2 separate regions of the Mus musculus genome follow, and region 2 is linked to region 1. A link is a loop called in an ENCODE intact Hi-C map of the cell type or tissue named here. Cell type or tissue: left cerebral cortex. All regions are shown on one strand. Each heading gives the region's core, and the rest is flanking DNA. Links, peaks and the distances in the headings are about the cores only.

The links. Hi-C counts contacts between places; a loop is a spot of excess contacts. Peaks named below come from ENCODE experiments on the same cell type or tissue, not always from the same donor. Only the 100,000 strongest peaks of a DNase experiment are listed, where the experiment ranks them.
Region 2: it touches region 1 in a loop (2.3-fold over the local background); 2 of 42 quality-filtered maps call a loop at or near these places.

What each region holds. Positions count from the first base shown.
Region 1 is chr5:23,743,137-23,759,222 of GRCm38, forward strand. It overlaps Pus7 (pseudouridylate synthase 7), which reads right to left. Exons shown (of 16, transcript NM_178403.5): 8 at 11,322-11,450; 9 at 9,126-9,251; 10 at 6,669-6,730; 11 at 5,547-5,707; 12 at 4,658-4,784; 13 at 3,290-3,391; 14 at 281-410. Among named protein-coding and RNA genes, the nearest start is that of Pus7, 33 kb to the right of the region's middle. In left cerebral cortex, for the core only: a CTCF peak has its summit at 6,935 (motif pointing left); no DNase peak of the experiment used is centred there.
Region 2 is chr5:23,516,642-23,532,727 of GRCm38, forward strand. Srpk2 (serine/arginine-rich protein specific kinase 2) reads right to left here. Exons shown (of 16, transcript NM_001359173.1): 8 at 11,256-11,421; 9 at 10,149-10,174; 10 at 8,855-9,104; 11 at 7,507-7,974; 12 at 1,978-2,078; 13 at 1,775-1,882. Among named protein-coding and RNA genes, the nearest start is that of Kmt2e, 90 kb to the left of the region's middle. In left cerebral cortex, for the core only: no CTCF peak of the experiment used is centred there; DNase peaks (open chromatin) are centred at 8,948, 9,795 and 9,903; H3K27ac peaks cover 1,581 bases.

The DNA of each region.
Region 1 (16,086 bases), core at 5,868-8,367:
ACAGAGAAAGGCGAGGAAGCTCATTTTCTGTACATCTGTCCAGTAAGTCAGGGATTCCAACAAAACGTACGAGAATTAACTGTCGCTGTATGACTGTAGCCAACTCTAATTCGTTGAGCACTTGAAAAACAAAAACCGGTGGCAGTGGTAACCGTGGTAATAAGGGCAGGCGACAGCTATGGCACATTATATACTAGGTTCTGAGCACAGAAAGACACACACACAACACAAAACCTTGTGATTCTACAGGACCCCGCAGGGTGCTTCAGGTCACACTCACCAGCTGACGCTCTGAGGCCTGATGATGATCCTTCGGTAGGCCCCCGATAAGGAGTAATCTCGAATCGTGTGTCTCATGTTGTCAATATCAAGGTTGTCTGCAGCAAGCATTTCCCTGTAGGCCTCGCTGACTAACACAAAAACAAACAGTTAACTGGAGCACAGCCTGTCAGCAGGTTTCCTTGAACTAGCGGTAAACTCACAATATTAGAAATACCGTTAACAAGTCTAGTCAGACTGCCCCAAACAAGTAGTTAACCCTAGTGATGTAGTAAAACAGGCCTAGAAAGCGCCTCGCCTCCAGCTTTACTTCAGTCACCCTGGGGTTTTTATGTATGTAACCAGCCACAGGGAGTGTGGCATAGTTTCCAAGCTAACTTCACATGGACTTTCTAAGTACAATTTTTTTTTTTGGTTGTTTGAGACAGGGTTTCTCTGTATAGCCCTGGCTGTCCTGGAACTCACTCTGTAGACCAGGCTGGCCTCGAACTCAGAAATCCACCTGCCTCTGCCTCCTGAGTGCTGGGATTAAAGGCGTGTGCCACCACGCCCAGCCCCTCTAAGTACAATTTATACACAGTGACTCTAAATGTTTAAAACCAGGAGCCCTGGTCACCTCAGCCCACAGGCGTTTTCTAATATTCCCTTACATGTCATTTGTGAGGGACTGTTACCCGAGGCACATATTAGATGGTCCCTCCTACTCCAAACAGGCTTGTTTCCCTAACTCCCGTGGCTCTCTGGAACACGGCAGACTAGCTGGCCTCCACATGTACCCACAAGCACTAGCGCTGTCAGGGGTTCTAGTTGACTCTGGTTCCTTCAGCTGTCCCTCCTTTGACATTTTTGGATTTGTCTGCCCCAGGCTACGAGGATTCAACAGTAACTCCTGACTCCTTATTTTTGTTGTTGTTTCACAAATTATTTATTTAATTGTTTGAGAGATGGTTTCCCTGTGTAGTACCGGCTATCCTGGAACGAGCTCTGTAGAGCTGGCTGGCCTCAAATTTAAGAGCTCCACCTGCCTCTGCCTCTGCCTCTGCCTCCCAAGCCATGGACCACCACACCTAGCTCAGAGAGTGCGTGTGTGTTCATAAGAGAGGGTCGTTCTGTGTGTGGGCGTAGCGCACATGTGGCGGTGGTCCTTTCCTTGACTTCACAAGAGTTCTAGGGACCAAATTTTCTCTGTCACACAACAAGTGCCTTTACCCATCTTGCTGACCCTTGATACTTTTTCTCTTTTGAAGACAAGGTTTCACTATGTATCCCTAGCTAGTCTCTAACTTACATGGACAGGTTGGCCTCAAACTCAGTGATCCTCCTGCCTCTTCTTCTTTTTAGTGATGGCTGACTTAGGGTATTAGCTCGACTCATGGACACTTGGTGTACCAATCATTTTTATTAACTCAATACCAAGTATTGTCACCTGGGAGAAGGGAACCTTAAGTAAGGGATTGTTTTCATCACACTGGCCTGTGGCAAGTCTGAGGTATGTTTTTCCTGACTGCTGTGTTAACGTAGGAAGGTCTGGTTCACCGTGGGTGGGGCTGTCTAAGTAAGGGAGCCGAACAATCCAGTGAGCAGCTTTGCTCTCGCTCCTGCAGCTGTCCTTGTTTGCATTTCTGTCTTGACTTCCCTCAATGATCTGAGTGTGGTCAGGTTCTTTTCTCCTGTGGACGTGCCCTGAAGAGAGCAGAAAGGCTGAGGAAAGGCCGAGGCGCTCCCTATTCACAGACCTCAGACACTATTTTTCTCCTGCTCCCGGACTTCACGACTTGTACCAGCAGACCCCAGGTCTGCACCTGAAGCCCCTGACTTGACAGATCAATGGCGTCTCTGGTTCTTTCTCTAGCACACAGATAGCCCAGGACTTCTCGGTAGCTGTAATCAAGCCAATGCCTCTCACAAATCCCCGTTCTTATCTCTATTTATGCTATCTGTTCCAGGAGGATCTTGACAAAAACAAAGGTTTGCTTCCCCCATCCTTCTTAAAAGCTTAAGGACAATTTTTTTTATCATTGTTTAAATGAAAAACTCCAAAGAAGGCGAGCTGCAGCTCTCAGCAGTTATCCAGGGGGAGGAGAACAGGAAGAGAGAAAGCCATGCCATTTGAGTCAGGCATGGAGGTCACTCATGTGGCAAAAAGGAGGGAGGGAGGCCTTCAGAGACAGAGTAAGGAAGCCCAAAGTATCGGAGAATCCATACCTGTGCTCTGGCCTGCATCAGATAGAAAAAGGAGACAAACACCTCAGAAACAAGCAGAATCAACAGACCCGCACGGCGGCTGTGGCAACCAACAGCACTCTGCTTCTCAGGGAAGCAGACAGTCCCTGTCTATCTTCCTCATCCTCTCTGGCTCCCGTCCACTGCCTTTTCGTCAGTGAACTCAGCCAGTACAAGCACTGGAAACAGAGCCACATGGATGGCATACTCTATAACCCTGGCTAGAGGAATCCTGAGCCAAGAAGGACCTCAGTCCCAGTCAGTTCTAACTTACACAGGAAATACACTGTCCACAGGCCAGTGCTGGCTGAGAGTAAGTGTTGGGTGTTCTTCCAAACCACTCAGAGCTGCTTTTTCCTGCCTCTGAATCCAGAACCACAGAAGTTACAAGTCCTCCCTCTATGCTCCCCCCAACACCTGAGCACCCAAGATCACAGGCTCATGACACACAGAGCGGCAGCTTCTAATTGAAAGTACCCCCCTGAATACATTCCTTCCTGGAAGACCTTCACCATAAAAAATATATCTGAGCAGTGTCTCTGTGTGTGTGTGTGTGTGTGTGTGTGTGTTTTTAAATTTTTAGACAAGGGCTCTCTAGGTCGCCCTGATTGGCCTGGAACTCAATGTATAGGCCAGGCTAGCCTAGAATTCACAGAGAAAATGTGCTAGAAAGAAAGCTTTAAGATTAGCCTTCAAGTACCGCTTCCCACTCTGCTTCAACTTTAGCTACTGCTGGCTCAGCCACATTACACTTGTCTTAACGAGCTGGCTCAGACATGGAACTTACTTTTATGCTTGGGGTAGATAACATCAAACCCAGGCAAAGGCATCACCACATCGTGGATGGAGTAGTTGTCAACGTCATCTTCCTCAATGTAGGTGGGCGTGGCTGCAAGTCCGCAAGTAAACAGCAGGTTAAGAACCGAGTTTTCAAGAGTTCAGGTTCATAACGGTCACACACATCTAGGTAAGCTGGAAGCACAGGTGTCCAGCTGCAGAGGCCCAGCTGCTTGCGTGTCTCTTTCTTTAATTAGCTGAGGAACCGTGGGCAAGGGGCTAAATCTCATAAAAATCAGAAGACTTCCCAGCAGTACTAAAACAGAGCGATGCAGCACACTGAAGGTGACACACGGTAAATGTGTCATAGTGCACAGGATATTAACACTTCTTTTTTTTTTAATTTCACTTTTTGTGTATGGATGTTTTGCTAGCATGTATGTCTGTGCACAGTGTGTGGGCAGAACCTCAGAGGCCAGAATAGGGCACTGGATCCCTTGAAAGTGGAGTTATACCCAGCTGTGAGCCACCATGTAGGTGCTCGGGACTGAACCTGGCTCCTTTGGAAGAACAGCCAGTGTTCTTTATAGCTGAGCCAAGCTCTAGATTCATCCTAGCTTTTCTTTCTTTCTTTTTTTTTTTTAAAGATTTGTTTATTTATTTATTATATGTAAGTATACTGTAGCTATCTTCAGACACTCAGAAGAGGGCATCAGATCTCGTTATGGATGGTTGTGAGCCACCATGTAGTGGCTGGGATTTGAACTCAGGACCTTTGGAAGAGCAGTCGGTGCTCTTAACCGCTGAGCCATCTCTCCAGCCCCTCATCCTAGCTTTTCTCTTCTCTTCTCCCCCGCCGAGACCCCCTCATCTTTTCAAGACAGGGCTTCTCCCTGTAGCCCTGCTGCCCTGGACCTAGCTCTGTAGACCAGGCTGGTCTTGAACTCAGAGATCCTGCCTCTGCCTTGAGTGCTGGGCGCCACCATGGCCTGGCAAGTACTTCCTCTGTGAATGCTTTGGCTTACGCTATCAAGCTCACCAGTGCAGTTAGCTCCAGGCTGGTGTCCTCATGGCTCTCTGGATAGACATATTTTGAAGACCCAGATTGAATAATGTTTGTAATGGACTTTTAGCCAATACTGGCCCAAAAGTTATTCTGCTATACTTAAGCAGGAGCCCCCAGACTTAGCTGCTTATTCAAAACACTAACATATTTTTTTCACTGGTGATACAAACTAGCAGCCTGACTTCATGCGGCCTTTCTATCTCCCAATTACTACACATCTCTTTGTTAACTAGTACCATACTGGATGAAAAACACTGTGATAAAATATCAGGGTCCTAATTAGCTGCACGGCAGCAGTGTTCCACGTCATACCTCCTTTGAGAACAAGGTCCCCGGGCACAGGCCTCAGCCCGTACTCCTCAATTCTTCTGCTCACCATGGTGTTCCACACGTAGCTCTGATAACTGTGGATGTACATTAAGCGATTGTTTCTTGGAATCTGCAGCGAATGGAGAAACAGACAAAGGAACAATTCTGAACACTTAAAAGTGCTATTTTCCAGACATTTTGCTCATTTCGTGGTAATTCTAACACAAGAGACTCACATTTCATATAACTGATGTGGGGCTGGGAATGCGTCCTGAATTATACTCATATATGAATTATATGAATTATACTCATACATGGGCTATGCTTGCCGATATGTTCCCCATTACTGCAACCACACTGGCAATCTCTTAGCGACTTCCTGTCCGACTGCCTTTCTCGGGCAGTTGAAAGCTCTAATGAGAACATGACCACGGAATGACTACAGTAGGGCCAGGCCTGGCTCAGCAGCTAAAGGGACTTGTAGCCAAGCCTGACTACCCGAGTCTGATCCTCGGGGACATACTATAAAGTGAGAGTGGACTCTCCGGACCTCTACCCACATGCTTCAGCAAATGCCCGTGCCCTGCATGAGCACAAGCGTAAACTACAGCTTTGGAAGAAATGACCACACAGTGGGTTCCGAGCGTCTCAAATCCCACTCGGCTACATTAAGTATTCCCCACAGATACTTTCTTGTGTCTCTAATATCAACAAACACTGGCAGCATTTTCCACATCAATCAGCTCTCAGGTTAAAACTGAGGTATACCCTAATAAATTCCTCTGCAGACTACTAAGGATTCTTTGCTGGTCTTTCAAGATCATTTTAGGATTATGTTTAGAAAGCACTGACCACTTCTGAGGCACCGCCTCACTTCACAAATTGCACTCACTATGCCAAATGCAGAGACTATATTCTTCATTCCATATCTGGAAAGTCCTCGGAGCAGCTGCCCTTCCACACACCTTTTGACGGGCAGCTTTTTGAGAGCAGAGGCTGGGTCTTTGGTCTTGGCCCATTCTTCTCTGCATTTCACCAAGTAACCCTTCTCAGCTGCGGGAGAGAGAAGGCGCCATCAAACTTCCCTGCAGAAATCGCCCGCCATTTAACATGCTCCACAGGGAACCTAGAACTGGGGGAATGTTTCCATGTAATGAAGACGCTCACAGTCACCCAAAAGCGACAACATGGGGTCACAGAAAGTGTGCTTCTCCCTCCCCGGCTCCGTCGTCAGCCAGAGACACTACTCATCATCACTGCAACTAGTCCAGCAAAGAACAACCGGAAGGAAGTTTCTCCTTTTCTTGCCCCCGTTCTAGCAAGGTTAATGCTTTCTTTAAAAATAAAAACACGTTTTTAGCTTGCAAATGAAGTTACCTAAATCAAGTTTATTATTTAAAAATTTAAAAAAGTACCAGTTAAATCCCTCTTTTACAGTGTAGTTTTAGAGATATTTCCTGGAAAAATTTTAATCCACTTTTAAAAATCCTTAAGGTACTTTGCCAAGATCACATATTTCATTATAACACTTTTTATCAAAGCAGTCATACATAAAAGTTTCCTATAAGCCAGAGAATTTGAAGTAACCATAGAGAAATTAATTTATTTCAAGTACATTCAACCATGCATGAATAAAGCTAAGACTACGATACAGATTTTAAAAAATTCAGTCCCCTATGCAAAACCATGAAAATAAAATAGTGGGGCTGGAGAGATGGCTCAGCCGTTAAGAGCACAGAGTGCTCTTCCAGAGGTCCTGAGTTCAATTCCCAGCAGCCACATGGTGGTTATCTGTAATGGGATCTGATGCCCTCTTCTGCTGTGTCTGAAGAGAGCAACAGTGTACTGACATATATTAAAGAAATAAATCTTTAAAAAAAAATAGCATTAAAATTTTGAATAAAAAAGATCAAGAACTTAAAATAACAACCTGCAGTTACGTTTACTTAAAGTGACTTCATGACTATCTAGCTATATACTCTATGCATTTTATTTTTACACAAATCTTTCTCACCTCCAGAACGGGGTTTCAGTATTAAATCCATGACTTCTGTCCAGGAATTCTGTAGAATTGCTCTAGAATTAGACAGTATTTACATTAGTTAACTTTGCATATAATAAGCTTTATATGTTCCAAGTAAGACTTAGTTTATTAAATTTAAAAGTATGCAGTACAATGATGATACAGATTCAGAGGTCACTACCTACTCTAAAAGGAGTGTGTATTCCTTGGGCAGAGGACCGGATTCTCAGGATCTACCCTCCAATGGGCACAGCTGCCTGGAACCCCAGCTCCAGAGGACTTGCTGCCCCCTTCTGGACTCTATATCATCTCCTCCAATGAGCATCAAAGAGGAAGGGAATAGAAAGAACGTATAAGCTGGAGAGGGTGTATAAGCTGGAGAGGGTATGGGAAGGAAGCTAACTTCTGAGCAGGACAGACTGCAGCACTCTTGAACTTGCAGCAGCTGTGATTATTCATACAAGCTCCTCAGAAAATGGGGCTTGCTGATTCCCCATCATAGAATGGAGTGGGGCTCATGAACACGTTCTTCAGCCGTAAGGTACCCATGCTCCTGTAAAGAGCTCTAACTTCAGGGACACATGTAGAACACACGAAAGTAAAAGGAAAGAAAGCTGGGAAGAGCGGGGGTGGGGTGTGTGGGTGGGGGTTGGGGGATTAGAGGGCAGGCGTGAGGACAGAGGGCGTGCAGGAGAACACTACTGAACATGTACACATGAAACAATGAAACCAACCAGAATATGTGACTGACCCCGGTGAACAAAAAACATTAAGAAAGCTATTGTCCTTTTGGACAACAATATAGCTTTTCATATATTGCCTTTATGTAGTCTGGATACAATTCATCTTCTGTTTTACTATATGCTGGGAAACCCTATGCTGATAACAGTACATTCTTTGAAGGCAGGAAATAATCGGACATTGTGAAAACAAATAATTTGAAAATCTGAACTAACTTCTGCAGACCTTTGGGAATATTCTGAAACTTGTGTTTCCGGGTTAAGTCTGGCAACACTTTACTGAGCAAGTATTTCTTCGCGAAAAAATTCTTTGGGTACAAAACTATAGGGTGACATGGCTTTGCTCCTGCGAAATTAATTAAAAATAGTAAAAACAAGCTGATGCCAGCCTTCACTAAATGCTCTGCCCCACAACAGCCAGTGTCTTCATCATGCTTCTGTGTGTTTCCGGAGACAGTGTGGCGGGTTTTCCTTCTTCAGGTGCTAGAGGTCCCGTCTAGGGCCCCTCGTACACTACGGGAGGGCTCTGCAGGCTCAGCCACGGTCTAGTGGACTCCACTGTGCCTGCCTGGTCTTAAGTTAGAAATATTTCTATTTCTCCTTTTACAACGTTGCTTGAGAGAGACGTCACAGCAGACTGAGTTAACCCTTGGTCCCTGTAAAATCATACAAGCAAATACAACCTGATGGTGGGAAACTGAACTAGAGAAAACTGTTTCTACGGCTGTCCAACCAGCATGCTAGTTCGGCCCTTCTGAAGCGCAGCCTCCGCCTGCCAGTGCTGAGACAGAACCAGGAAGACATGTTCTCAGACCACACTCGGTGTGCACTCCAGCGTGCCAGCTCCTAGGAGGAAGTTACTTTATGCAATGCAATCTCTACTGGACAGTGGGATTCCCACTGGATGATTATGAAACCAAGTATTTACTGATGAGATTTCTACTCTACCCTGGAGGGCTTTCCTATTATCTAAATGTGAACCAAGCTCATATGTTCCACATTAGATCTTCTACAGTTTTCTTTAAAGGGTGGGGGAGGGCAGATGGGAGGTGAGTAACCCACATGTTAAGAGAGATCACACAGTGCCTTGGGTTTGCATAGTCTGGATTTGTGTTACCCTGGTTTTTACTGGTGTCCACTTACCTGTTAAAAAGTAACAGAGAAGCCAGGAGTGGTGGCGCACACCTTTAATCCCAGCACTCGGGAGGCAGAGACATGCAGATCTCTGAGTTCAATGGCAGCCTTGTCTACAGACTGAGTTCCAGGACAGCCAGGGCTACACAGAGAAACCCTGTCTTAAAAATTGAAAATATAAAAAACAAACAAAATTCCAAAACCTAAGAGATTCTCTTGGACCTCTTGGACGGACTGTTAATAGTGGGAAGAAAAATTTAAATTCAGGTCACATCTTTTTCTTCTGTGTGTGAGTGTGTACATTACACACGAGCCTCAAGTGATCCAGAGATGTACTTGTATCCATTTTCCCAGCACTGGGTCATAAAAGTGTTCCACCACACCTGGCTTTTCTGTAGGTACAGGGACCTGGAGCTAGGTGCTCCAGTATGTACCTCAGCTAAACAGTGAGACAATGTCTCAGAAAACAAGACAAAATAAAACAAAACAAACAAAAAACCTAAATCAAACAAACAGCACAAAAACCCTAAATAAAAAAGATACAAAGGTAAACGATAAAAGACTGAATACAAACCTTCCAACCTGGTACGTTGGAACAGCTGTGGTCCCGAACCTTTGCATGCCATAGTAGTTAATGAAGCCGGTCTCCCTCAGAGACTGCATGGCTTGCTGCACCTGCTCATCAGTTCCTGTTATATTCCTGCAGAGACCCAAATTATCAACAACAACAACAACAACAACAAAAAAATGGACAGCTAAATACATTTTATGGTGCACATAAGGGCAACTTCTACACCTGACAGCTCTAGAACAACAAGAAGCAAATTCATCCAAGAGGAGTAGACCACAGGAAATAACCAAACTTAGGGCTGAAATCAACCAAGTAGAAACAAAAAGAACTATTCAAAGAATCAACCAAACCAGGAGCTGGTTCTTTGAGAAAACCAACAAGATAGATAAACCCTTATCCAGAATAACCAGAGGACACAGAGGCAGTATCCAAATTAATAAAATCAGAAATGAAAAGGGAGACACAACAATGAAATACATGTTAAAATAATTATTCTGTTTGTTGAATATTAACTGTTGAAAATATTAAAATCATGTTCTACAAATACCATGGAAATATTATTGATAATCTTTCTCACTGTGCTTGAAATTAGCATTTTCTTAATGTTTAACTTCAAAGAGATTTTGCTATTTTGAAAACTTTAAAATATACTTACTGATAAAATAATTTCTTTCCTAGAAACACTGATAAACTGATTGTTAGACAATGTACACAGATATATAGTGCATTTTAAATACTCTCTCACTATGTCAGGTGGTATCACATAAGGGCTTCTGAACATATTTCTTAATGATCCATTTTTAATATTTCATGCTCTTTTACTATGCTTAACTCACCAAGAATATTTTGTATGTTTTGAAACAATTTAGTATTCAACATTAGATATAGGATCCTCAGTTACAGATAGTATTAAATATTCATTAATGATATTTTAGGGTATGAAAGGTATATATATATATATATATATACATATATATATATATATAGGTTGAAACATTTTTATGTATTATTTGATTCTTAAAATACTCAATATTATTAATATGTTTGATGTATAGAATGCATTTATGAGGACAATCTTTTGTTTTGGTTTGGTTTTTTCGAGATAGGGTTTCTCTGTATAGCTCTGGCTGTCCTGGAACTCACTTTGTAGACCAGGCTGGCCTCGAACTCAGAAATCTTCCTGCCTCTACCTCCTGTCTCTGTGTAGCCTTGGCTGTCCTGGAATTTGCTTTTGTATACCAGGCTGGCCTCAAACTCAGAGGTTGCACTGCCTGTGTGCTTTAATCCTTACTGCTGGGATAAAGGCATGCACCTCTGTCCTCTAGCTTGTTTTCATCAGTACCAATTATCAGAGCGTGAAGCCCATGTGCAGCATCTACCACCGTGCTGTTCCCAAACTCCTTCCCTGTGTCCAGATCCATTCATCCACTCACTCCCTCACTCTGCACACTCTTGCCCTGGCCAGCCAGCACTCCATGTAGACCAGGTTGACCTTGAAGCAGTGTGATCGCCTGCCTCTGCCTCCTGAGTGCTGGAATTACATACATATGCAACCATGCCTAATCACAAACTGAAGCATCCACCAAAGCAAGCTCTAATCTTCCTATGAATGTGTCCATTCTAGGCACCTCATACAAATCAAAGCACATTTTTTAAAAGATTTATTTATATTATGTATATGAGTAAATTATAGCTGTCTTTAGACACACCAGAAGAGGGCGTCAGATCTCATTATGGGTGGCTGTGAGCCACCATGTGGTTGCTGGGATTTGAACACAGGACCATTGGATGAGCAGTCAGTGCTCTTAACCTCTGAGCCATCTCTCCAGCCCCCAATAGTAGGCTCTTTATCTTTCAGTCAGTAACTGAAGGACACAGTGTTTCTGAAGGCTATGGGAATCTTTTTAGGGAGGGACAAAGACCATTTATCAGGAAAAATACTACACAGTATCTATTCCTCATGCCTACAGGCCTTGCTCTCCTAGCCTTTCTATCTGACGCAGGTACCCTGTACCCAATTGTGACATGTGCAGACTCCTGGAGCCCTGCTACCAGCCCCGGCTCTGCACCCCCCCCCCGCCCCTGCCCAGCCCCAGCCCCGGCTCTGCACCCCCCCCCCGCCCCTGCCCAGCCCCAGCCCAGGCTCTGCACCACCCCCACCCCACCTCCCTGCACTGCACTCCCACTGTGGCACTTTACCTGAGAACAACAGTGAAGTGGTTTCCTTGGAGCGCTCCTAACTTCAGAGGGGTTTTCTGATAGCTGAAATTCCCGAGCTTCAAGTTCATCAGGCACTTATTGAGGTGGGCAAGTCTTTGTGCACTTATTCTTTAAAGAAAAAAGGAGCAGAGGAAGGACCATGAGTCCCGACAGAAGACAAGGGCACACCAGGGCTGTGACTGCAAGGAGGCCACAGGAGGTAGCTAGATGCAGTTTTCCTTTCCCCCTGGATTATTCCTGTGCGTAACAGTACTAGAATGATGGGACTTTACCACCAAGGAGAAGACATAAGAGAGTGGCGGTGTCTACTCGGTGTCTACCCTCCGTGGGCAGGAGGTGGCAAAGCTGCTGATGCTTGCTGGCAGACAGCAGTCCACATAACTGTAAAGAATGGTCTCTAACACATAAGAAGATTAGCCACAATTGGGCCAGTAAGAAAAATACTGCAAACTCTGGACCACAACACAACCTTGGAAACACAAAAACACAGAGAAGAAAGACTTCATTGGTTCATCCCTGAAAAAGGCCCAGACCCCTGCATTTCCTCATTCCCTTAAACGCACACTGAAGATGTGTGGAGCTAGATTCAGAACCCGGTACCCTGCTGTTTCATAGACGTGTTTCCCATACTGTTGGAACTGTCTCATTAGAAAGTCTTTTGCCTTCCTCGACAGGACATCTGCAGAAAAGCAAACACAAAATCTTTCTTTACACCATAACCCTCCCCACTCACTGCTGTTAACAGTTTTTTCTTTGAAAGACTGAATTTTTATTTATGTGTGTGCATGAGTATGCATGTGTGCGTGCATGTGTGTGTATACATGTGAATAATTACAGGTCTCTCCAGAGGTCAGCCGTTGGCTATCCCTAGAGCCAGAGTTACAGGAGGCCATAGCTGCCTAGTGTGGTGCTAGGAACCAAACTCAGGTCCACTAGAAGAGCAGCAGACATAAATAACAAAAGATGTTTATCTCAGAGGGCTTCATGTTCTTGATATATAAAATTTTTGAAAATGCTAAACTTTGTATTTTTATTAAAAAAAAAATATATAATGGAGGCTGAGGAGACGCTCAGTGGTTGAGAGAACTTGCTGTTCTTACAGAGGACCTGGGTTTGATTCCCAGCACCCAACACACAACTCCAGTTCCAGACCCAACATCCTCCTCTGACATCCACAGGCACCACGCCTGCGCATATGGTATACACACAGACAAAACACTCACACTTAGATCAACAAAACAAAAGAGGCAAGGCCAAAAGCCCCTGTGCGGGCTATAGGGAGGTCTTCCTGGTCAGCCGCAGGTCAGCCAAGGTTAAAGTGAGATCCTGCCTAAAGACAGACAAACAGCACCCAAAACCTCAAAATACAATACACAGATGAAAGGTGTCAGCCATTGCTTTCCCGCCCCATGCCTGTCCCGTGACATCACCATCCCCAAAGGCGTCCATTCGTGTCGTTGGATTAACCTGAATACAAATGGAATCCTTAGGTCCATCTAGGCTCTAAGAATCCAGTTTTATTTATCTATTAGTTGTCTTTAAGATTCTCTGATTTGTATCATGGAGTAATTGTTTCCTATTTTCAATGATTAGAAACAATGCAACAAACACACCATGGTGCCCAAGAGCATGGTGTTAATTTTTCCATGTCCATGTCTCCTCTGAAGTGACAGCTACTCTGTCAAGCAGCAGAGACAAGGGGGTGAGCCTGGCTTGAGTCTGTCAGTGGCTTCCAGTATAGTTATGTCTGTGCGCACTCGCGTACACTTATGTTTCCGTGTGAGGACATTTGTGTATATGTGTTTATGAACAGAGGACTGTGGAAGCACTGGGGGTGTGGCTTCACCCCCACGCATCTGTTCATGGACCCATTCAACAGGCCTTTCCAGTTTTAACACAAGGGGGAACTAATGGGGCCACTCTGCTCTACTCCTTGGCCAAAGTAAATACATTAAAAAAGAAAATGAAACTACGTACATTTTAGAATTCACCTTCACAGGGCTGAAGAGTACTTGCTGGATCTCAGGCACCCACACCAGGCCACTGACAAACACCCGTGACTCTAGCTCTAGGGGATGCGATGCCCTCTTCTGGCCACTGAAGGTACCCCACACAGGGCACACACACAAATTAAAAATAAAGCTTGAAAAATTCGCCTGGGGGTGGAGAGATGGCCAATGGCTAAGAACATTTGTTGCTCTTGCAGGAGACCCAGGTTTGATTCTCAGCACTCACACAGTGGCTCACAACCATCTGTATTTCATTTCCAGAAGATGTGACCCCTATTCTGACTTCCATGGGCACCAGGCATACAGTGCACATACGTAGAAGTTAATAAACTGTTCACACACATACAAATAACATACATCTTTTTAAAAAAATCATCTATATAATATCCGAGCTCCTGGAATTTATGTTATTTCAGTGCTAGGAATTGAGCTTAGGGCTTCATACATGCTAGGCAAACATTCTATCCTTAAACTCTCAGCTCTCCTGGAATTCTTTAGCAAAATTGCCCTACTACTCCCTGAAGACACTCAGTGAACCACACCTCCAGAGCTTCCATGGTTCTGTGCTCACAGACATGGATAATGCAGAAATGTGCATGCATGTGCGCGCACACACACACATACATATATACACACACACACACACTCTCATATGTACATATGTACTAGGCACCAGCCTGTTTGTTTCCTTGCTTGCTATGTAAGGAAGCTCCTTAGTGCTCCATCTCCCTTTCTCACTTTTGTTCACTGTCAGGTATTCAGCCTTACTAAGTTACAAAAAAAAAAAAAAAAAAAGTTGCTGCACTAATAGAAAACGTAGGAAGATGGCCATCCAAGTCAGGAAATGGGTGAAACTGGAACACCCAGTTCCCCTCTGCCCCGTGAAGCAGTCGGGCCTCACACAAACCAGGGCGAGCTTGAGCAGGTGTGTTCCAGGCCCTTGAATCAAGATGTGCAGGGAGGATGCTCAAAGTCGACAAGGACCTACAAAAGCAGGGGGTCAGCACAAACAGATTGCGGACCAACTGATGGAGCTCTGTAGTCAGCAGACACTGCTGGAGAAAGGACGGGGTTTCAGAGCAGAAACAGAAAAAAAAAAAAACAAATAAAATAAAACTAAGCAAAAGCAAAAGATAGGGGCCAAAAGAACCAAGTTATCAGCCTGGCTGCCCGTGACCCTGGACGGCAGCTTTGACCCTGGACGACGGCATCTTACGAGTGCCAGGACAGAGCCTGATGGCTGATTTTTTCTTCTTTCTTTTGTAACACAGGGTCTCACTATACATACAGTCTTGCTGGTCTAGAACTCACTACGTAGACCAGGCTGGTCTCAGAGATCTGCCTGCCTCTGCCTCCTGAGAGTGAGTGTTTAAAGGCGAGTGCCCAGCTTTGTCCTTTTTAAAAAACATTAAACAGCCTGCTTGCTGTTTTCAGCATGGACTCACAATGTGTGCAGTGTGTCTCCACCACCTGAGAAAGAAATCCCAGCCAGGCAGCAACGGCTCCACAGCCTCTAATGGTCCCTGCAGCCCCTGTGATGGGCAATTTGCTTTTTATGTACACACTTCCCCATAAATGGAAAAGAAATCAGTGTTTTTTAAAAATGTCTGACTTAGTGTAATTTTTTGTTGTTTTTAAATGCCAGGGTCATCCTGTGTAGCCCGGGCTGGCTTCAAACTTGCGATTTCCCAGCTTCACTCCGTAGAACGGCAGAATTACTGGCCTGTGACAACATCCCCAACAATGCAACAATCTTAAGCTCATTACAATGTAGGATATACTGGTATTTCACATTTTTTAAAAGCCGAATAACATCCTCTTCCCCAATACATAATGGACAGCCACCTCTGCATCCATGTGTGCAGCAAAGCCCAGAGCTGTATTTAGTTCTTAAAGGGAAAGGTGCTCATTGTTAACACTGTCCACCCACTCTGGGGAATTCATGTGTGACAAGCCTGTTTTTAAGTAGTAAGGGCCAACAAACCAACCTGCCACACAGAAGCCTTTAGTAAAACAGAGAAATACTGGCCCAAGCTCAGATGGGAACTGGCAGGAAACGAAGCGAGTCGCTCTGAGTTAAGGCAGTTTGAGATTACGAAGTAGATCAAAGCTGCAAGAATCTGGAAAGAGAAGTTGCTTTTCCCAGGACTGATCAGCCCGGCAATAATTAAAATCCCTGTGTGGCAGCATAGGTCCATTCTGCTCACCATTCCTCAGGGGAAAGGCCAGCTCACCCACCATGTGGATCCCTCAAGCAAATGCAGGCTGCAGCCTATATCCTTGAGATAAGTGCAATGTGCTTTCAAGAGGCCAGCATTTAGACTGCAGCTCCTCCCAAAATCAACAGGAAAATGAAAACAGGCTCCATGGGGACAAGGCAATACACTGATCAAGCCTGACACCTGCTGGCCGAGGAAGACAGCCCAGTGCCTCAGTTTAAATTAATTTTTTTTTTCTCAAGACAAGGTTTCTTTGTGTATCCCTGGCTGTACTGGAACTTGCTCTGTGGACCAGGCTGGCCTTGAATTTATAGAGATCTGCCTGCCTCTGCCTCCCAGGTGCTGGGATTAAAGGCACCTTGTTTTTAAGTTATTATATTTTTAATCCCCAAATTAGCAACTCCTCTCCTCTGCCCCCATTCCAAACAAAGCAGCATCTTCATGTTTACTCAGTGATGGGATGGAGGGGGTTGCTATGACAACGTGCCACTGCCTCAGGTCAAGGAAGAAAAGGAC
Region 2 (16,086 bases), core at 7,769-10,268, 220 kb before region 1:
AGAAAGAAAGAAAGAAAGAAAGAAAGAAAGAAAGAAAGAAAGAAAGAAAGAAAGGGAAAGGAAAGAAAAGAGAGAGAGAGGGAGGGAGGGAGGGAGGGAGGGAAGAGAAAGAGAAAGAGAGAGAAAGAGAAAGAAAGAGAAAGAGAATGAGAAAGAGAAGAAAGAAGAAAGCAGAGAGAGAAAGAGAGAGGAAGGAAGGGGAGGAGGGAGGGAGAGGGGGGAGGCCTTGAACCGGAGCCCTTTCATTTAGATATCCAAAGAAAAATTCTATACAAATTAATACAAGATCTGAAGATGTGACTCAATTGGAAAAACACTTGCCTGGTGAACCTCTGGGTTCTGCCCTACAACTACAATAAAATAAAGAAAGACCAAGTCGAATAACTATGGCAGCAGCAGAAGCTACGTGCACACACATGCCACCTTTTCCATCAAAGAACAACAGAACCCACTGAGAAGAATGTGCTCAGCTGGCTGCTATTCACAGTGAAGACCCCTGGGACTGGCTCTGGAGTGTGAGGCTACTCATGCTTACCAATTCACAGTTTAGCAGAGATGACAAGAAGATGCACTAAGCCGGGTATAATGGCCATGCCTGTAATCTCAGCACTCAGGAGGCTGAGTTTCAAGACCAGCTTGGGCTACATTTCAAAAAAGAAACAAATAAAAAGACTGGGCTGAAAGATGGCTCAGGGCAGTGTCTGCCATGGAAGCCTGTGAGTCTGATCTGAAGAACTCATATAAGAAGGTAAGGGACAGACTGCAGCACATGCTTGCAAAATCAGCACTGGAAAGGCAGAGATACAAAGGGATGTTCCTCCTCCTGCTGTCTGTCAGGAAAGCACCACTAATGATCCTCGAAAAACAGACTCAAGCCGGGCTATGGTGGCACACGCCTTTAATCCCAACACTTGGGAGGCAGAGGCAGGCAGATTTCTGAGTTCGAGGCCAGCCTGGTCTATAGAGTGAGTTCCAGGACAGCCAGGGCTACACAGGGAAACCCTGTCTCGGAAAAAAGAAAAAAGAGAGGGGAGGGGGGGAGGGAGGGAGGGGAAGGAAGGGAGGGGAGGGAAGGGAGGGAGGGGAAGGGAAGGGAGGGAGGGGAAGGGAGGGAGGGGAAGGGAGGGAGGAAAGAAAAGAAAAGAAAAGAAAAGAAAAGAAAAGAAAAGAAAAGAAAAGAAAAGAAAAGAAAAGAAAAGAAAAGAAAAGAAAAGAAAAGAAAAGAAAAGAAAAGAAAAGAAAAGAAAACCAGATTCAAGCCCAGGAAGCTTGTGTCCCCACTGTTGTCTCAGCAGTGCTGGCACACGCTGCAAAAGCAGCCAGCACACTGTGACTGCGCTGGATGGAGGCAACTGTGCATGGGCAGATGGAGAAATCCCTTCTAAGTAGGAAGGAGAACAGAGAGCCTGCACATGTAACGGCCACATGACAGTGCTGCTAAGTGACAAGTGCTGCCACCCTCTCCTGGGAGAAGGCATCTGATTTTACCCCATGGTGTGACAAGGAGCCTAAAACACCCACACGTTTCCAGAGACTAAAGGTAACTCCTCAGATGGATCTCACTCTTGGGACAATGGTCTGCACAGGGCCTGAAGAGACCATGTCTCACAAGACATACATACCGGAGAATTCTCCCAATGCTTAAAGACCCAGGCACATTTTCCTCTTCTCACCCATTTTAAAGTGAAGGATGATCTCTAACAAGACGCCACCTCATTGAGAGCATTAAGGAGAAGCCATTTCTAGAGAAGAGAGTGGCAAAGGCCGTTCTTACCATGCAAGCTGTACTCCAAATGTCTGCAGGTGTGCTGTAGCCTGCTCCTATTAAAACCTCTATGGACCTATACTGACGTGTCTGGATATCCTCTGTGAAATGTTTATGCTGGAAAGGAATAGATGTGATAAATATTAAAAAAAAACAAAAGCATCTTCGCACACTAAATAACAATTAAAATGTAAAAAGAAAACACTACTTACCACCCAACAAGCATTTCCCAGGTCAGCAATTTTTACTCTAATTTTATCTGCATTCCGTGGATCCAGAGGGTTCACCAACAGGTCAGCCGCCCGGGTTTTTGCTGCCATGAGCAAAGAACAAAAGAATCAGCACTGGGGTCATGAGGTTTGCATGTGTGAGCACAATGCTTGCCAGGTAGAATGATTGGACAGAAAAGAATCCTGCACCTGGGATCATTCCTCCTGGGTTGTATCCAGCTCACTGGAAGCCACAGAAAGATAAGCAAGGGTGACCAATCACTTCTAAGCAGTTGGCTTGATGCCATCTGAGCAGCAGCTTGAGGCTGACAGCAACCCTATTCCAGCTTCCTCAGCTAAGCCAGCACTCAGATATCAAGTGTCACATGACAACTAACAGCAAACTCAACTATAGGCAGAGGCTGAAACCTCTTATGACTTAGTTTTGAACAAGGGAGATATCAAGCTAGTATTCTCTCGGGTTGACATGGGCCATAAAGGCAGGCTTTAGGGCAATTCATTAGTTCAGGTGGCTCACCGGTAGCTGACTCTGAGGGAGTCTCTACAGCAGGTCCAGGCCTGGGGTTTACAGCTTTAGGGAAACTCTCAGTTAAGCTGTAACTACACTGCAACTACACTCATCTTCACAATCCTACACACTTACAGTTTTGGTCATATTGAAATGGAATTTAGGGATTAAACAGAAAATCCAGCTCAATGTACTACATTAATGCCCTTGTTGAGGATCTTTTTGTTCATGTCGAGTTGCTGCCTATGGGCACTAAGCCTCTTTCAGGGTATTCTGAAACTGAGGAACCATAGTGCTGGTAGATCCCACACAAGAAGTAAAGTTACCTTTGCTAACAGCAGTGCAGACTGCAGGAGGGCTAACAGGACCTGAACCTGAACCTCTAAGGAACCCTGGGGTGGCTCTGAAGTCGATAGTCTGGTCAGTTCATGTCTGACCTCAGCTTATGGATCAACTTGGGCCAGACAGGTGCAGACGTGAAACAGAATCTGCTCACGCAGTGATTTCCTTTCTCAATGTGTGCTGCCGGGATCAGGGTGCGAGGAGGGCCGTGACTATAGAAACACTCAAAAAGCCCATGTGAACACAGATATACTCAAGCCTGCTGCACAATCATTCTAAGTGTGCCTGAAACCAGACTGCCTCCTTAGATTAAGTCACCCCCATGGTGACCTGTCATAGCAACAAATGACCTACGGTCAATCTTTCCCTTCCAGAATGACAAGCCAGTAACTTTTCTCTGCTTCCACTAGAGCATGAATAAAAGTGGCAGGGTTTATTTTAGGAAGCACTTGAACACCCTAAACCACAGGCACCAGCAGCCTCTCTATCCAGATGAGGGGCAGAACTAGGACAGTTAAGGACAACACCTCACCCATTCCTTGGACAAACACTTCCCAAACCCCTTCAATATGCCACTTTGGTGACATATGTCAAGAAAAAGACACACTCAAATTAGGAAACTCATGTCATGCCCTGGTTGGCAATGCAGGCAATAAGAGCTAGGTGTGGACGTGCACACCTTTAATCCTAGCACTAGGGAGGCAGAGGCAGGCAGAGCTCTAAATTCTAGACCATCCAGAAACATACAGAGAAACCCTATCTTGAAAAACTAAAAAGGAGGGAAGGAAAGAGGGAGGGGGAAAAACACAAACAATACTGTAAGCACACAAGCAATTCATGTAACATGTCAGAAAACTAGATACACCTAAAAGAACAACAGAACTAAGAAGAGAGATGGCTATGAGCGAATGTTGAAAATCTGCTTTTGCTTGTCACATTTATATGCTGTGGAGGGAGGGGCACCGCACTTGCATGGAGGTCACACAAATCTCTGCGTGTTCTGGGGACTGAATCAGGTCATCAGGTGAGAAAAATGCCTGGGAAGGTGTCACTAGAAGGAAGCACAAGGAGAAGTTCCAGGCAGGAGCTAGGTGCTACATAGAACGGTATCTACAGTCAAGAATAACCTGTAACACTTGAAAGAGCCCACCAGCCTGCGGGGTACAGGGCATCTCATGCTGTCAGGAAGCCGGCTGGATAGCTCAGCATCCAAGGAGGGATGCTCAGAGTCTCATATGCTATATGGGAGACAGAAGCTAGTTCCATCATCTGGGGAGCAGGGAGAAGATGATAGGTATGTATTTGGAAGGATACATATGTAAGGATCAAGACCTAAAACACAAGGTCCATACCATGGCAGCCTAACCAGGACTGACTGAGAAGACTGTAAAGTGAGGGCTCCACATGGGCCAAGCAGGCACACTAACAAGACCATTCTGCTCTGGGACATCTTCTAATGTCATGAGTCAAGAAACTTCTGCTAGCTGCTCTAGCAGCCAATGACATAAGACAAATCCCATCTCATCCTTCACGGGCCACCAAATAACTTCAGAGTCTACATCTTGTCACCTTGGCATCTAAGTTCTTCAAACAACGTAATTCACCCCTGGCTACTGTTCTCTATAATAGCAAAGACAACACAAACTCACACCAAAGCTTGCTTCCCAGACCGGTCGTTCACTGCTCTATCATACCCTGGGTCAGGGAAAATAAAAGACAATTTTCAAACTAAAGAGGAAAGCTTAGTAAGGACTGGGTTGAGTAACAAAATCATCCTTAGTTCATTCCTCTGATGATAAATGCTTAAGTATTTATTTAAATATTTACTTTAAATTAACTTAAATTTAAGTATCCTACTATCTATGGCATGCAGTTTCTATATAAAACATATACCATGTTAAAACGTTAATACTAAATATAAGTGGAGGATATATAGGTACCTATTGAGCTAGACTTTCAGAGGTTTCCTAATAATTCATTTAAGTACCTCACTTGACTGTTCTGTTGCCCATAAGCACATGTACCACTGTAGAAAGGACTGCTGGGCCCCAAGAAGAGCTGTGAAGAATTAGGAACAAGGGAATTTATCTAATGAGTGTGATTTAAAACTCTAGCAGCAAGCTGGAAGGGTGATTTGGAAGAAGTCAGGAAGGCAGCTAGGAACAATATAGAAACAACAAGCTTCTGAAGCAATAGAGCCAAGCAAGGCCTGTGCCTCAGGGCCAGAGCAAAGAGGGGCCTGTTTTGAGCAAGGGCTGGCAGACCCTAGACTGCTTTCTATTGCTGCAATAAAACACTGATCAAACCAACTTGGAAGAGGAAAGCGGTTACTTGGCTAATACTTCCACATCATATACCACAACTGAAGGACATCAGGGAAGGGACTCAAGCAGGAACCCAGAGGCAGAAACTGAAACAAAGACCACAGAGGAATGCTTCTTACTGAATTCTTCCCTATGGTTTACCTAACTTCCTTTCTTATACAGCCAGAACCACCTGCCCAGGGGTGGTACCACCCACAGTGAGGTGAGCCATCTTACATCAGTCATTAAGAACACGTCCACAGCCATGCCTACAGGCCTACTTGATGAAAGCAATTCCTCAACTAAGGTTCTCACTTGCCAGGCTTGTCATCTGACAAAAACTACAACTCAGGGCCTATGATAGAAAAGAAGAAGAGTGCCAATGACAATCAACTCACGACAGCAGTGTGGAAGCTAAGACCCAGAGAGGCCCTGCACACTGCTGCTTCACCCACAGCAGCTCATACCACAGCTCACTCCATTTCCTGCTCAGGATTCACTTGCTGCTAGGACTCAGTAGTTAGACCACACAGGGACTGAACCAGCAATGCCAGGGAAGCCAATGGAAATCATGGGCACACAGGAAGAGTTCAGCACACCAAGCATAAGGTAAGAACAGAAACCAGGGTAATGCACACGTAAGATGTGTAACTTCCCAAAGGGACTGCAGAGCAAGCTTGAACAGCAAAAGAAAGCCCAGGGCTCTCGGGGGAGACAGTAGAGCCCAAGCATGAGTTGTTGTCCACTTACTTCTGCCAAGATAAAGCAGGCAAGGCAACTACACAGCATCCTGCCGATCAACAGATAAGTTCACCTCTCACAGTGCCCAAGCATTCTTTACATGAAAATGATGAGGACTGCAATCTCTCTGCACTAGAATTTTAGATTGCCTAAGTTAGATAGCACTTCCTCACTCACTCATTACAATTATAAATTAATTCTCATTCTCTCTCTCTCTGAGGATTTCTTTCTGGGACTGGAGAGGTGTCTCAGTGTTGAGAGCATCTACTGTTCTTCTAGAGGACCTGGATTCAATTCCCAGGACCCACACAGCAGCTCCAACTGTCAGTAATTCCAGTTCCAGGGCATCTGACGTCCTCATACAGACACACATGCAGGCAAAACACCGATGCACATACTTTTTTTTTTTTTTTTGGTTTTTTAAGACAGGGCTTCTCTGTGTCACCCTGGCTGTCTTGGAACTCACTCTGTAGACCAGGCTGGCCTTGAACTCAGAAATCTACCACCTCTGCCTCCCAAGTGCTGGGATTAAAGGCATGTGCCACCACCGCCCGGCTCTTTTCAGTTTTAAACACACAGATGTGTAACATACCTTTAATCCCAGCACTTGGGAAGTCGAGGCAGGCAGATCTGAGTTTGAGGCCAGCATGGTCTACAGAGTGAGCTCCAGGAGAGACAGGGCTACACAGAGAAACCCTGTTTATAAAAACAAACAAAAAACAAAACAAAACAAAACAAACAAAAAGAAAGCAGGATTTGGGGCTGGAGAGATGGCTCAGAGGTTAAGGGCACTGACTGCTCTTCTGAAGGTCCTGAGTTCAATTCCCAGCAACCACATGGTGGCTCACAACTATTCTTTTTTTTTTTTTTTTTTTTAAGAATTATTTATTTAATGTATATATGAGTACACTGTAGCTGTCTTCAGACACACCAGATCCCATTACAGATGTTTGTGAGCCACCATGTGGTTGCTGGGAATTGAACTCAGGACCTCTGGAAGAACAGTCGGTGCTTTGTAACCGCTGAGCCATCTCTCCAGCCCCTCACAACCATTCTTAATGAGATCTGACTCCCTCTTCTGAAGTGTCTGAAGACAGCTACAGTGTACTTACATATATAATAAATAAATATTTAAGAGAAAGAAAGAAAGGAAGGAAGGAAGGAAGGAAGGAAGGAAGGAAGGAAGGAAGGAAGGAAGGAAGGAAGGAAGGAAGGAAGGAGAATTGTATAAACAAGGTCAACTATCTAATAAAACACAAGTTCTCTCTTGGTATAGCTGAAAGCAGACAGGTGTTCCCTTAGAGAGAAAGAAAACCCAAAACTACTACTACCAGCCAGAAGAGGATTGGTGTCTAGAAAGGTATGAGTTTGGTAATGGTGCAATGCATTTTAACTATGATGTCATTCAATAAATATACAATAAATAAAGAAAGCCCAGGGATAGGATTTCAGAGAGTAAGAGCAAGCCTAAAGGACAGATATAGTCTAAAGCATTGTATTTTCTCTTGAATATACAAGCATTAAAATGTAAGGGTTTCTCTTGCCCTCTCACTCCCTTCACAGTGTCTGCCAAAGAGCAAGCAGAGCAAGCAGACAAAGATGCAAAAGGGCACTTACTTTTTGGCAAATCTCCAGTACTAGAGGCTGAAACTGTCCTGCTTCTGTCATGGGAGGGACTGCTTTCCTCCTGCTCGGTAAGTGGCGATCCCTCTGAAATCACAGAGCCACAGGCCACAGGTTCTAAGGGCCCAGAAAACAACGGTGTGGGAAACTCTGAAGTCTTATGTTGTCCATTTGGCAATTCACCATTGAATTGTTCATAGGAGCTGCTATACGTGTAATCACTCTCTGCATTTGGCTCATCGAGGTTATACTCCTCGGGATTTGCACAGTCATCTTCATCGTCCTCTTCATCCTCCAGCTGCTGCTCCAGTGAGAACGGGCCATTTTCAATATGGCCATTGGCTTTCGGGGACTCCACCCAGGTAGGGTCTAAGTTTGCAAGTTCCTGTTCAACATCATCTTCATCCTTCTCCGCGTTCTCCTTCTCTGCATCTTCTTTCTCTTCCTGGTCTTCAACTTCACCTTAAAGAAGATGAGAGTAAGATCAAGAGTCATGGCTCTCCTTTCAAAGTAGTTCTAGTTAGGCCTCATACCAAGAGACCCGTTTTTTTATACTTTTCTAGTTGTTTTTTTTTTTTTGAGACAGGGTTTCTCTGTGTAGCTCTGGCTGTCCTCAAACTCAGAGATCTGGCGGTCTCTGCCTCCTAAGTGCCAGGATCAAAGGCCTGCACATGCACCACACCTGGCTAGGAGCCACTTCTAACGGACCTCAGAACATGTCTTTTGTTTGCCAAGGCAAGGGAGCTTTCTAAATCTTGTTTCTGCTCATTTAATAATGAGCCCTCTCATCAGGAACAAGTTAGCTCTGGGGGGTAGGGGGAATTACAAGTAAAACTGGACTTTCACTTCAAGCCCTTCTTTTTCTTTTTTGAAGATGTTTACTGTACCTGATCTTTAGTGTGTGAACCCCCTTACAGCTGGAGTTGTAAGTGGCTATGAACAGCCTGACACTGTTAGTACTGGGAACCAAGCTTGGTTCCTCTGCAAGACTACTGATCCATTTTTCCAGCCATTAACCCTTTCTTCTGCCATTTTAGAATAAGAGCTGTGCTGCATTAAAGTTAGGAAAAGGTTAATCACAAAATGAAGAAAGGGTCATCACAGCACTAACACGTTTCTCAGACATCCTCCTTCCCTCTCAAAGCCTACTTTGAGATGTTGGCATCCACCTGGCAGATATTTTGCTGCCCCCATCTCCACCGAGAAGCTCAAGAAAGCCGTCCTTAGTGCCAATGGCGGTGGCAGCTCAGATGCTCTAAGGCACTCTGTGGCTCAGAGATGAGCCCTGTGTGCAGCTCCCACACACCCAGCAGCCCTCCCTCCTGCTCCGAGCTGTACTGACCATTATCCTTTGCTGTCTCTTCCTCAGTTGTGTCCTCTAAGTCGGCTGCTTTCAGTGTCACCTCCGGCTGGTACTCTCCATCCTGCTGCTCCCCGGAAGCTTCTGCAGAGGTGATGTTCTCCTCTAGGATTTTCCTTTCGGCTTCTCGCTCCAATTCCTCAATCTCCTGTAGGCGTTTCTCCAGCAACTCAGCCTGTCTCTTCTGTTTCTTTTTCAGCTTTTTCTTTTTGTTTTTAGATATTTTTCCTATCTACAACATGGTAAGAAAGTGTGGGTCAGGTGGAAGTGTGATGCCATGGGTCAGAAAAGCACTCTTTAAAACACTATTCAGGAGTTCAAGTATTGGTAACATAGTGAATCCAACTGTGCTTTCCTACAACCTACACAGTTATGCTCACTAACCCAGCCAGAAGAGCCACCTTAGGGGAGGGCTGGGCTCAGACTGTTAGTACCCTCCCTAACTTCTAGGAGAAAAGTCTAGGAGATGAGCATGGTGAAACACCTGGCTTTGAGCGAGAATCTTCTCTTGCAAGCAATCCTTGCTGCTGACTATATCGGGTCATTTTTATTCCTTAACAATAAAAACAAACACCTGCCAAGACGGGTGCCAACAGCACTATATCTGAGTTTGGCTCTGATACCAAGCTGTGAACAACAGCCAATATACCATGAACTTTCAGAAATAAGCAGATAATATAAAAAAAAAAATCAAAATCAAAAAAAGGAAAAGCCACAGTTTTGTCAGCCTCAAGCTACAGCCATAAGTCTCAGAAAGCCTAGCAACGAGTGCCTGCCAAGCTTCAGAGGCCATAACCCAACCCCAAAGTCCAGGGGAGAGCTACACAAGTAACAATTCACCACACTTGGAACTACTCCTCCGAGCCAACTGCTCAGTGATTCGACAGGATCACAGAATTGATGGTGCTCATTCTTACTTAAACAGCTGGCTATAAAAGATTAAAATGGTTTTTTGGCAAAACAGGATACTTGAAGGCCAAGAAGAAGTCATTTAAAAAAGAGTCTGGAACACTTATATTTTAAACTTGAACTAAAACCTTGCAATTCACAGACTTGGCCAACAGCAGCCTCGAGAGCCCAGGAGGAGCCTGGCTTTGCAGCAGCATGACTATTCCCATCCACGGCAGGAAGTCATGAGGGTTTTCTGATGACACAGAGCATTTACAAACATGCCCACTTCTAAATTAATGAAGGTTATAATATTTTCTACATAATTTGTGAAGCTCAAGAGTGAGCAGTTCCTTCTGACATGCTGAATAGACATGTGAATACTTACAGGTTTTTGCTGTGGAGCCGTACTCACTAAAACAAAATAAAACAGAATGGGTATTCAGAGGAAAACAGGCACCTTTGGGTAATTTGATTTGCAAAATGAAATAATACTGTTTTAATAACTACCCAGCTTTGAAAAACTTGAACCTTAGAGATTGCTAAAGATAGGAACCTAGGAAAAGTTTGTGCAATTCAAACAGACTGTGCAATTCCAGGCCACAGGAAGCTAAGCCCTCGCGCCACTTTCCTTGCAAACAGCCTCTCTCAGAGCACTGGCAAACTGAGCACAACGGAAAAAGAAAAGGAAATGCAAGAGTTTACCCATCAGTCACAGACCCAAACATGTTCTGCAAACGAGGCAATGAACATGTTAAATGAGAAGCTGCACAGTCGTGTTTGAAAACTACTGGGAAAGCACCACACAGGAAATGAACTCACATAGCACAGCACACTGTGCAATGGCTCTAGAATTCAGCAGGGCAAGCATCAGAAGCTTCATGACTTTGGTTGCATGAGCTGATATGATAACATCACAATGACACTCCAGGTGAGGTGACAGCACCTCTCTGGAGCCCTGTCAGTCAGAGGGGAGCACAACCAACATTCCAGTCTCCCCAGTGACTCCTGTCACCCTCGCAAGAGAAACTAAGCTAAAGCTTAAGTCCCTGCTCCCCTTCCGCGCCCCCCACCCTAGAGCGTCCACGGCTGATATCAAATGTGTCGGCTAAACTGAGGTGGAGGCATCTACTTTAGTTTAAGAAAAGAAAATATTGTTATGAAACCTAAATCAGAAAAAAAAAAACAAAAAAACAAAATCAGAAGACTGAAGGTAGGCTATAAGAAAGCTATCATATATTCTCCAGAGACTTGGACCACACAAGAACATGCTCCTATGTAATGAAGCAACAGCTAAGAATTCATACAGGGCAACAACAAAGAGCTAAAAGGATGAACTCAAACACCATCTTAAGCAAAAGTCATTTCCACATCCAAACTCTTGAGAAAAGGTTCCTAATGTGTACGCACACATCGGACTCACGCCGTCCCTGCCCGGCTTTAAAAGCTCCCAGCCCCCAAGCAGACTGAAGCAATGAGGGCTCGGACCCCTCACCTGCAGACCCAGAGGGAGGAGGAGCACCTGCTTTCTGCCACTCCGTGGCTTCGGCTGCCATTCTTCTCACGTAAGCGTCATCCACACACATCAAGATGTTTTCCGGCTTTATGTCGGTGTGAATTATCTTGCACTTACTGTGTAGATAATCTAACCCTTGAAGGACCTGATCAGAGTAAAATAAAATCAAAGAAAGGACCTATTAGTACTTTATTTTGTAATTTATTTACTCATAAAATATGCAATCTTTCCATATGTAAAATGGAATACAATTTTATAGGCACAGATAAACACTGACTTTAAGAAATGGAATCTCTTCACAGGCAACCAATGTGCATTACTTTAGAATTCAGTTATGCTTATAGATGTAATGCCTTTGATAAGAATTTTATATGAAGTAAACCCAGGGCTTCAGAGCTCTTAGAGAACTTAGGTTCACGTGTATCTTACAACTGTCTCTAAGCTCAGTTCCAGTGCATCCAATGTCACTTTCTCATCACTGCAGGCGCAAGGCACACACAGTGCGTATACCCCACACAGGCAAACATTTATACATAGAAAATAAAAATGAATGCATCTTTTAAAATATCAAATACATTAACATGTTTATTGATATGATATCACAGAACTATGATATAATTTAGAACATTTGCATCACTCCATAAAGAAATCCCACAGGCATGAGGAGTGGCTTCCCATCTTCCTCCAACTCGGACAGTCCTAACCATTAAGCTATGTGCCTGACTCATATAGCATGGTCTCTGTGTGTGTTTGAGTAAACATGTCCAATGTACATGCATTTCTGTGCATGTGAGTGAACAGATGTCAACAGCAGGTGGACTCCTCAATAGCTCCCACCCTCCTCCCCACTTTTTTTTTTTAAATAAAAAATACTGGTTTTTCTTACTGAACCTGGAATTCACCAATTTGGTTAGAATGACTGCCCAGCAAGCCTCAGGGAACTTTCTTTGTCTGCCTCATAGTGCTAGAATTATAGACACACATCAGCACACTGGCCTTTTGTATCTAAGGGCCCGAGTTCCAAGTGTCAGCAGCCTAATGTATAAAAGGCCACCCTAGCCCCGATGCCCGTTTTTAACTGGCATCATGACTGAGGCTCATGTTGGGTAGCACACAACAGCTGTTTACTTCCCTTATTGCTAAAAAATATCCCCTGTACAGACACATGGCACTCTTTAAAGATTTATTATTATGATTTTAGTATGTGTGTGTCTTGCCTACATGTATGAATGTGGCAGCACTTATGTGACCGGAGTTAAAAGATGGTCATTAGACAGCATGTAGGTGCTGGGAAACAAACTCAGGTTCTCTGCAAAAGCAGCAAGTACTCCTGACACTGAGCCCCAGCCTCCAAATGGCATTTTCTCTATTCATGTGCTCAGTAGGAATCTCAACTCCTTGTTTATGCTCCTTGGCTTCACATGCAAGCCTTGTGGTCATTCCCTTCTTGCTTTTCATGGTTACAATCTTAGGGGAGAGATTCTGGGCTATATGGCAACTACAATTAGCCTTATAAGGAAATGACATATTACCACACTGGTAGAACCAGTGTACAGTACAAGCTATGTATAATTCTAATTTCCTTCATGCTCATCCAAAACTTTTTTTTTTTTTAAATCTTCTCTATTGGGTATGAAGCTGTATTTCATTACTGTTGGGTTTGGCTGCTTTTCAGATTTGTTTTTGTTTTTGCTTGTTTTTGTGTTTCTGAGGCGGGGCCTCACTATGTTGCCCAGGCTAGTCTTGAACTTTTGAGTTCAAGCAAACCTTGAACCTTATGTTTATTTTCAATGATGCAGAAAAGGGAAGATTTTATTTAAATAAAAAATACTCTTAGTTTCTCATCAACACTACAATATTTTAAAAACTCAGCTGGGTGCGGTTCTGTTCTCCTGGATTGACAACACTCAGGAGTTAGAGGCAGGAACCCCAGGAATTAAGCATTCTCAGCTACTTATTGAGTCCACAGTTGCCCTGGGCTTCATAAAACCCCAACTTTAATAAAAAAAACAAATCTGAATAAAAATATTTAGGACAAACCAAAGCTTATCTAGTGCCAGCTGACATGAAGGTAAAGCCCATATTTTCTGGAATTATCCCCACTGAAGAAGAATCCTTAAAATAATTTCCAAAAATCAAAATCTAGTTTGAAAATGTTTCCAAGAATCAGAAACTCTCAATAAGTAGCCCCACCACCATTCAGGCTCCTTGTTTACAAGAGATAAGTAGTGTAATGTCCAGCTGAAGACACAGCTCAGCACTTAAGAGCATGCATGCATCACCCTGAAAGCAGACCTAGGGTCAGTGCCAAGCACACAACACAGTCACCTACTTAAGTACAGGTCTGGGCATCTAGTGTTCTTTTGTGTCCTCTATGGGCACTGTACACACATACGCATAATATAAATAGAATAAATCCAAACAAAGCAAATAAGAACAAATCTTATTTTTTTAATTACAATACTGGGAAATGGTTGCAAAAGCAATGTTTCTCTCTATCTTAAATACCTAGCAAAATAGTTCTCAGAGACAGTGCAACAGTATTACAAAGTGAAAGGGGCAAAAGTCTTAGCTGGAAAATCTAAGCAGAGTTGTTTTTTTTGAGAAAGGGTTTCTCTGTGTAGCCATGGCTGTCCTGGAACTTACTCTGTACACCAGGCTGGCCTCGAACTCAGAAATCTACCTGCCTCTACCTCCCGAGTGCTGGGATTAAAGGCGTGTGGCACCACTGCCCTGTAGCACTGTTCTCTGGACTTCTGACCTCACAACAACTGAAACTCAGTTATGCCCGTAACCCCACAGCATCCCAGCATGGACAGAAATAGGCATGTTAAGTCATCCGCAGTGGGACGGCTATTGGGGGAGCTGAAGTAATTTCTCTTCAGTGGCAAAGCCACTGGTAAGGTGCCTATTACCCATTAAATCCCCCACACCTATGCACATACAAGCAACCCTAATTAAACTTAATAGTAGTTGTTGTTGTTGTTTTAAAACATGAGCATAGAAGGCAGATGTGTTGGGAAGAAGGGTTACAGAGGGCACAGGAAGTGGGTAAGCAGAGAATGGGAGGTGGATATTATCAATATGCATTATAAAAGTATACATATATAAACTTATCAAGGAATAAATTTAAAAGGCAACCAATGTAAGTTGCTTCCCTGATGTTCTCACCCATGTACTGAGAAGGAGTCAGTAGTCATTAAAGAGACCCCCACCCCCACCCCCGCACAGGCAATGAAAACAACTCAACCTTGGGACTTAACCTGTTCCTCAAATATCTACTCACTGTTATCAGACAAGGTGCTTAAAATAAACTTCCACTTCTTTATTTTTCAGAGGAGGTGGGAATTCAGGGTGTGTGCTCATGTGCAGTAGCACACAGGTGCGCACACGTATATGGGTATAGGTGTGAGACAGAGTCAACCTCAGGATTATATCCTCAGAAGCCATCGACCCACCTGGTGCATTGTGAGACTTAGTCTCTCACTGGGACTTGGAGCTCAGCAATTAGGCCAGGCTGGCTGGTGAGCAAGCCCCAGAGCCTCCATCTCTCCTGTTACTGGAGTTACAGTGAGCCGTCGCCATGCCTGGCTCTCTATGTGGGTGCTGGGGATCGAACACAGATCCTCACATCTGCACAGCAAGTACTCCATTTCTTCAGACCGAGACTACAAAGGCCACCATTGGAGAAGTCTGGGAAATTCCCGTTACAGTGAGAGAAGCTGCCTTAGTATTGTGCAGCTCAGAGAGAATGAGATTGCCATGCTCCACACGAGGAAGGTACAGAGCAGAGGGAAGAAACAAGACTGACTCCTCCAGAGACCAAAAAAAGACACTTCTAGGAGTCTCGAGCTGAGAACACGACATCTGAAGATAATTTAAGTTAGCACAGAATCACAACACTGTGCCAAACAGGATAAAATTAGAATATCACAAAATCCACAAGTGTAAAGTGAGAGTGAGTGTGACTGACCCTGAAGCAGTCACACAGTGAGTGTGGATGAATCTGTATCAAGGGTGCTGAGCCGAGCAGGTCCGCCTGCTGGAGCCCACCTCTCCACCATGGAAGAGCTCCACCACAGAACTCTATCTCTCTGTAGTTCCCCACAGTCTCACTTGGCTGCTCTGGCAGGCCTGGATCCTTGATCCTCCTGTGTCCACTGGGATTATAGGCACATGCCGCTTCATCTAGAAAAAAAACACCTAGCTTTCTCTAAATAGGCACTTCACTCCATCCTACAGTTATAATCCTGCACTATGGATTCTCTGGCTAAGAAGGTTGTTTTAACAGAGGAGAGAGGCGGGGAGGGAAGTAGAGAGGGAGCGAAGAGACGCACTGAGAGTGAGCATGCGCGTGTGCAGTGTTCGTGTGTGACTTAATGTGGGGTCTTGGGAGCCACATTAGGGTCCTTATGCTTACACGAGAAGCACTTTATCCACTAAGTTATTTCCCCAAACCCTGAAGGTCACTTTTTTCACATGTGGAGTATTATGCTACTAGTGTAGACACAAAGACATGTGACAGAAGACAAAACGCAGAGAGCAATGAGTGTCTGGCACAACATACTAAATGTTAGTTTACATTGTGATAATAAAATTAAAGCTAATTTTAAAACCCAGGACTTCAACTGATAATTACTTTTATAGAATTACAGAAAATTTAACAAAATTGAAGCTTTGCTGTATTTCATGACTGGCAAGCAGACACCCTGTTACAAAATTTCTCAACAGTACAATGAATTAAATAATAAAGTTTTAAAACATAAAACACTAACTTCGGCCTGAATTATGTAAGAAACTGGAACCTACT